2 separate regions of the Homo sapiens genome follow, and region 1 is linked to region 2. Evidence: chromatin contacts called from ENCODE Hi-C or POLR2A ChIA-PET data. All regions are on one chromosome and are shown on one strand. The core of a region is the stretch at or near the end of the contact, and the rest is flanking DNA. Distances in the headings are between cores, read along the strand shown. Region 1 overlaps FLI1 (Fli-1 proto-oncogene, ETS transcription factor). Region 2 overlaps ETS1 (ETS proto-oncogene 1, transcription factor).

Region 1 (3,504 bases), core at 892-3,391, 250 kb before region 2:
TTCCCCAGGCTCTGTGCTTTCCCAAAGGGACTTTACCTCATCTGAGTAGCTCCTGATCTAGCAATATTAATCCACCACATCTCAAGGACTGTCATTTTTGTTATAGAATACATCTTTGATAATTTATACATTTTTGGAAGATAGTTGCACTTTCCTGTGGAGGTCACGCAAATCTCTTGGTTCAAATACAGGTTAAAAATGGTAAGATTCTCCCCAGCAGACAAAGCTGCATTGCCTGAAGTCTGAGCAAGCAAATCCTGCAGTGTTTGCTGGCACTCTGGGCAGTGGGCACAGCAGGAATGGCATTGTGAGGGCCACCTCTGGCTAAGCAGCCAAGGTGTCCATAATCACCAAACTGGCATCTCCAGGCTGCTCTGCTCCTTGCCTGAACATCCTCCTCCTGCCCTTCTCCCTTCTCCGAGAAGCATCCCTTGACCTTGTCAGCTTTTCCTCTGCTTTCTCCCCTTCCTCTCCTCCATACCCTGTCAAAATGTTTCAGGTTTTCCATATTCCCAGGACCTTGCTAGGCTCAGCCATATAGTAAATGTCATATAGTCGTGTGTCAAATGTCATATGGTTAAGTCACGTCAGGGGGTAACTTTTACATTTTTACATGAACCTCCTGGACGTTCAAAGGAGTGAACCCATGGCAAGGATTTCAGGCAGACAGAAACGTGATGGAGGTTTCTGCGGGGTGGGTCTTTTGGAGCATCCTACCATACTACCTGGGCTGCCTCCCTCTAAGACCAGCTGCAGACAGACAGGAGAAGCATTCCCACTACTCAAGATGACCAGGGAGCCTCTGACTCTAGCCACTTAGTGGGGCCTTCTTAGGCAGGAAGAGGAGGGAAGCAGATCCCTCAAATTAATACCTGGCCTGAGTCACTGGGCTTGGGATTCAGAGTTTGGAAAGTCACCCAAATGCCTTCATTCCCAAACCTGACCTTCTAGAGAGCCTGGAGCGGGCAAGCTTCAGATTCATTTGTGTCAACATGTTGTTTGGTTAATGTAGCTGAGCATCTAGGCCCATTTTCTTAGAAACAGGAAATCCCAGAGTGCCAAGAGTAAACATCCCAGCCCCCAAAGGTTTGGGTTCATGTAGGAACTCCCTGACCACAAGGGTCTGTGGGTCTGTGTGCTTGAGCCAGGCATGCTCTTGCACCCATAATTGATCTTGTATAAAGAGATGGTCTCTCTACAGCTCAGCAGCTGGACTGTGAGACTGAACCATGCTTGAGGCTGGTTGGGAATAGGCTAAGGACAGGGTCACAATTTCAAACATAAAGCAAAAATGTATTAGGGCCTTTTATAACTTGACAGGCATCTCCCCTGCAATCCCCACCACAGACTCTTCAATTCTAGTTTCTTCTCTTTTTATTCTTTGTTTCTTCTGTGACAGCAGGGACCTCGTCTGTCTTCGCCTCCATTCTTCCATCCCTATATTCTACACCGTGCTGAGAATAGGAGGTGCCAAGTACAGGCTGGCGGAATGAATGAATGATTGAGTGGATGGCACCATGTGAATCAAGGCAGCAGAAGAAGGCATCCCTGAAGGGCTTGACCATTCCAGCTGTCTGTGGTGCATCCTACAGGGGTGAGCTCCACATAGTTACTAGTCTTAAGGGGCTCACAGAGAATTAATTCTCTCTCACGAACTTGCCAGCCCCTAGTTGGCAAGGACAGATTCTCCAGAAGCTTCTCTGGATTAGTTGAGAGAGCTCAGGTTAGCTGGGGCTGGAGGAGAAAACACTGGCTGTGCAGAACTTGACTGGGTGGAGGGGGAAGGGCCGGGGGTGGCCAGAGGCGGCTTCTGTTGCACAGAGGTCCGGCTTGCTCGCCAGACAAAGAGCCCTCAGAAAGCACCTTCCCCACCTCCGCCACACACAGAGAAGGCGCAGAGGGCCTGGCCTCTTTCTTACAAGGAGCCCGGCTGACCCTGTTGCTGTGAGGGGCAGAAAGAGAGGCAGGCAGCTGCTTGGAGACGCGGGAGTCACTGAGCAGGGCCCGCGGAGTCTGACAACGGAAGAAAAGAGGCAACCCTTCTATTATTAGTGGCTGCTTTCCACGTATGTGTAAATCAGACAGCCTATGCAAAAAGAGGCCTCCTGGTAGCAGGAAATTCAGAGTTGTGGGTGTCTTTGTGCTATCAGATCGGGCCCTGGGCTTGCCTGCAATCCGGTCTTGGACGGGCTTCCATCTGGGCTGCATTAAGAGGCACAAGGAGGTGAGCGAAGGCCCGGCTTGGCCTCCCCACCCCCCAGTGTTTCTGGTTTTATGACTCTAGGGGGACTTTGTGACTTTTTAAACATCGTCTTTTCAGCATTTCACGTGGGCTCCTTTTTAGAGCCTATACTGAAGATTTTATGAAAATACAAAAGAGATAAGGCTGCGTCTGTTACAAAATGCCATCCCAGGTCCAGAAGCTGGGCATAACTAAAATAATATATACTATTCCAGAGCCCAGGACTTGACTTCCGTGTTTAGTGGTTTGCTGTACTTCCATCAGAAGTAGTGATATAGTGTAATATTTAATGATACAGGAACATGGCCGTAATTTAATATAAAGAGAATAAAAGGAGGTTACAAAGCAATATGATTCTGGCTAGATAAAATAATACATATATGTCTATATATTTGCATTATAAAGACCGGAAGGAAGGGCACCAAAATATGAATCGGCTGCTTTCTGTATTGTGAGACTATGCGTGCTTTTACATTCTTATTTTGAAATTTTCTATACGTTTTAAATTTTATACAAGGATGAAGTGACACTTCTGCAATCATTATTTTAAAGAACTTAAACGATGCACGTAATGAGTTTTAAAAAAAAGTAAGCCAAGAAACAGAGAAGAAGTAGTAGCACCTGCAGGATGGGCTTACTAACTTAGTCCTGTTTCTCAGCAGCCTTGGGTGGGTTTTCCATGTCCCTTGTCTCCCATGGCCCTGACTCCCTCTCCTCCCTTTTTCCTTGCCCTGCATAGCTCTTGTCCATTTCAGCCGGTGACTCCATGCTGCTGGAGCACCTTGCTTTCTCACAGCACTGACCTGCCCAGCGCCTTGCCCTTGCTTGTCCCAGGAAAGCAAATGAGGCCCCAGAAACATGAGTAGACGGGATGAATGTAATTCAGCTCCCAAAATTTGCAGTAAGTCTCCGTTGCCCTTCAAGTCCACCAGAGATCGTGCCAGTCCTTAGAGCTTAGACTGAATGCAGAGCCCTCGCTGTCTTTGTATAATGCACTCTTTGACAGCTAATTAGGTGGATTTCAGCAACTTCACAATGTCACATCTATCAGAGGCAGGCAGCCTGAGACTCCCAGGGGAACTTATTCAAGCTATAAGTAAATAAATATTACAGATTTTACACACACACACACACACACACACACACACACACACACACGGGAAAAGGGGAGAAAGAGTACACACACACGCAGACCATTTTGTCCTCACAACATTACGAACTGTTTTTTTTTTTTTTAATCTAACTGATGAGGAAACTGAGAC
Region 2 (3,539 bases), core at 959-3,458:
GTGTCTGAGTGTTAGCTTGAATGTGTTAGACAGAGTTACTGATGGGTTTAGAAGAAAGAGGTGGTTGCATTTGAATAGAGACTGCCCCTTTAAGAGAGGAACAGTCCCCTTTCTCCTGCTGCCGCCCCCACACATGTGTACTTGAGCACTTGCAGGTGTGCAGAGCCAGAGCAAAAACAAAGGTCTTTCCCTCATACCCTAAAAATGTGTAACTGTCTTGTTCTCAGACCCAAGTCAGACTGGCCAAATAAGCCTCACTTAACCCTGTTCCAGGTGGGAGGACTCCACTGGCCAGTTGCCAGCCACCTGGTCTTGCTGTCAAGCCTGTCTTGGGCCCTGATGGCTGGACAAGAGGTTCTGCTTGAACCCCAGTTAATGCTGGTGGGACCCGTCTCTTTGGGCCCAAACTATTGGCATTTGTGGGGAACGGTGTTGAACTTGCTCTAGGTGAGCTCTATACAATACTTAGGTGAAGAATACTTGGTGAGGGACATGAATAACTAAGGAAAAAGGTGCATCGGGAAAAGAGGATCTAAGTCCATCTGTGGCCAAGATTTCCCTAAACCATATATGCCTGTGATACTTTCACTTGCAAAGCAGTTTGCATCTGCTGTCTCTTTTGGTGCGTGTGCACTTTTAACATGGGAACAAGGATTTCAGAGTCTTCCCTAACTTAAAAAAGTCCTAAATGCTTATTCTCATTGAAAATATTAAAAATTTTTACATTCGTATACTGTAACTTTTTTTTCCTTAACCTCCAACTTTCTACTTTTTCAAAGTTGCCATACGAAGGCCAATTTAATCCTTGGAAGTCTAATTAGATTTTTTCTAGTGCTTTTACAATTTTTTTTAAATGCATCTTTTTTCTTGTTTTTTACTGAAAATTGTTTTTAAAAATATATTTTCTGTTGTTTCATTCTTCTTTGTAATTCCATTATTGTATATTCAGTTGCTCCTAAATTGTTCACCTCTTTAAGTGTCTTTCTCTCTCTCTGTCTATATATATGTATATATGCAGATTTTTGTAATAAGGACTTAATTTACATTTTTATAAACTAAAGAGAAGCAGAGATTACTATTTCCATTTTAGGAAAGGAAAAAGTAAAGCCCAGAGAGATTAAATGAGTTGCATAAGATTGCATATGGTGATTCAGGTAAGAACTGATATCAAAGCCTCGTACCCTCAACTCCCTACCCGGGGCTTTCCCACAGGCATCATATATTTTAATTTTATAGGATGCCGTCATCACTCAGTACTCCACTGCCTGACATGTAAAATGGCTTTTATTTTTAAATTTTTTGACACTCCTCCTCCTTTCGTTTTTGATCTAACATGCAAGAGACATGAACTCGGCAGTCAAAGACTGGTTTTAACTGATTTGAGAGCTGTTTTCTCACTCTTTTTCATGGTTAGATACTGGCTATCTCAGCAACAAATACAAGTTTATAAAGTTGTTGTTTGTTCATCATCGTGTTCAGCAAGTATGCTTTCCAAACACCTGTCAGAATGTTCTTTGTTGTTTGAGTTGAATTATTGGAAGTTATATTCCCAATCACTGCCCTTGAGTTATTAGCCACTGATACAGGAACACGTTTATAGAATATACTGACACAGAGTGAGTCTTTAAACCACGGCCGTATTGGCCAGTTATAGAATGTTATACATGGAGTGTGTTAGAGATGAGATAAGATTGGGTCAGGGTGGGGCAAAGAAAATATACAACTCAGAAGAAATGAGAGACATAGAACTCAGCCAAAATATCAAGCACTCCTGGCCCTTAATCTTCTTAAAATAATTTTCTCAGGGTCTTGATTGCCAGTCAGTCCAGCAATACAGTTTCTTGAGTTATTCATCCTCAGGCAACAAGACTTTGTGCAGCTTCAGGTTGAGCTTGGTCCAGAGGCCAAGAAACTGTCAGGATGTTTTCTGTTTTGTCCTTAAACTTAATGGAAATCAGGAGATTTAGGGGCCTTTGTGAATGGTGATTTAGAAGAGGGTTGACAGAAAGGGGTGATGCTTGGACTGGGGAGTCACCCACCCCACCCTCAGAGGTGCGTCCTCCTGTGGTAGCATGAAAGGCAGATTGATACACTTGTGAACAGATGGGTCATTTCTGGATTCGAATGTTCTGTTTTTGCCATCATCGTTTGGCTGTGGGTAGAGACACCTGGCTGGAAGGGAGGGGCCAGCAGGCCTGTTCCTCTGTTTTAGGGCCACCTGCCAGATGTGTGCTATCAGGGCAGAGTCAGCCCTATTGCAAGGGTGACCAACCATGAGAGTTTCATAGGTTAAAATAAATGTGGTGTCCTGCCCACACCGAGGTATTTGATTTGACTTTTAGAATAGAGCTAAAGGGATTAGCTTCTTAAAGTAGCAAATTAACTCCCAAAGGACAGGTAGTCATTTTCATTTTTGGGAACACGTTGATGAAATGCAGCCTGAGGGTCACCCATATTGTTTGGCCCCAAATATTGTTTAATAGAGAGAAGCCATTTGAGCGGACTTTCTAATCCATATGCCTTTCTTCAGAGGAGGTTTGTTTCAGTAATGTAATTTAGAAAATATTTAATGAGTACCTGCTGAAGACAAGCTATCATACCTGGCATTGAGGATATATGGCTCAGTAAGATATAGTCTGTGTTCTCAGGGAGAACATGTCAAATGACACAGTCATTCAACAGCAAAGAATTTTTTGTTTGTTGGTGTTTGTTGGTGAGGCACTGTGCTAGGCTTTGGGTTGAAGCAGTGAAAAAACAAAGTCCTTGTCCTTACAGCATATATTCTAGTGATGGGAGAAATGGACAGAGACCAAACCAATGGGGTGGTCTTGGTGTAAGCCATGTACTATGGAAATATGAGGAGACTGCCTGGGAAGGTGCCTGCCCAGCGTTGACCTCCTTCTGTTTGGAAGAAAACTCCTGTGTTCTCCTCTCAGCAGAGCACAGGTGACAAGAGTGAGAACTTGTGGTTGAAATGGAAATGAGGAAGGAGTAGAAGGAAAAAGTGAAGTTCAACCTGACCCTGTTCACTTGCTGTGAGGATGTCCTTGTCACAGGCAGGCAACTCCCAGATCTGGAAAATGAGAAGAATGATACTGACAAATCGGGAAATGGAAGGGATTTCCATCAAGAGCATGTTACTAACACCTTGTCCTAGCCCATTGCTATATATGTATTTATGCTGCTCAGTTCTCAGCCTCAGGGCAAGGGACCAGAATAGCAGGGGATTTTTAATAACCAGCTCCTCATTGAGACAGATAGTGGGCCTTGCAGCTCCCAGACAAGGAAATATGACCCAAATGAGCAGTAATTTACTTGAAGCTTTACTTTTTTTAAAAAGTGAGATTGTTGCCTTAGATTTGAGGAGCCTTGGGGGTCCCCTTAGGGGGTGAACATCCTTGGTGTGATTTGCTTTGTAGGCTTGGGAGCTCTCCAAGTTCCTACCTGGTATTTCTTCTTCAGAGCTTGTAGCACGTTCTTCAAATCAGACCTGTCAGTGTGTAGTAAGAACTGTCCTCTTCTCCAGAGGCTGAGAAGAA

The links. A loop is a pair of places that touch in the nucleus more often than their neighbours do. ChIA-PET counts read pairs that join two places held with the same protein, here RNA polymerase II (POLR2A). Pooled maps may share reads with other maps.
Region 1: a map of CD4-positive, alpha-beta T cell shows a loop between it and region 2 (2.0-fold over the local background). The contact joins two enhancer-like sites. A Hi-C loop is called at or near these places in 5 of 168 maps with a recorded cell type or tissue (CD4-positive, alpha-beta T cell, GM12878, OCI-LY7 and 2 more), 36 of 37 single-sample maps with no recorded cell type and 10 of 50 pooled maps. POLR2A ChIA-PET finds 5 or more read pairs at or near these places in 6 of 52 experiments (OCI-LY7, Panc1, activated B cell and 3 more).

The regions. Positions count from the first base shown.
Region 1 is chr11:128,719,253-128,722,756 of GRCh38, reverse strand. The region is part of intron 1 of FLI1 (Fli-1 proto-oncogene, ETS transcription factor); the gene reads right to left. Among named protein-coding and RNA genes, the nearest start is that of SENCR, 25 kb to the right of the region's middle. Within about 2 kb of position 2,141, at least 11 of the 41 ENCODE cell types and tissues checked have a DNase peak (open chromatin) inside an H3K27ac peak, as active enhancers do; they include CD4-positive, alpha-beta T cell, GM12878 and OCI-LY7, where a contact is called at or near this core.
Region 2 is chr11:128,468,005-128,471,543 of GRCh38, reverse strand. The region is part of intron 8 of ETS1 (ETS proto-oncogene 1, transcription factor); the gene reads left to right. Among named protein-coding and RNA genes, the nearest start is that of MIR6090, 53 kb to the left of the region's middle. RefSeq lists enhancers at 273-392, 1,211-1,310, 1,321-1,370, 1,671-1,790, 1,841-2,000. Within about 2 kb of position 2,208, at least 7 of the 41 ENCODE cell types and tissues checked have a DNase peak (open chromatin) inside an H3K27ac peak, as active enhancers do; they include CD4-positive, alpha-beta T cell, GM12878 and OCI-LY7, where a contact is called at or near this core.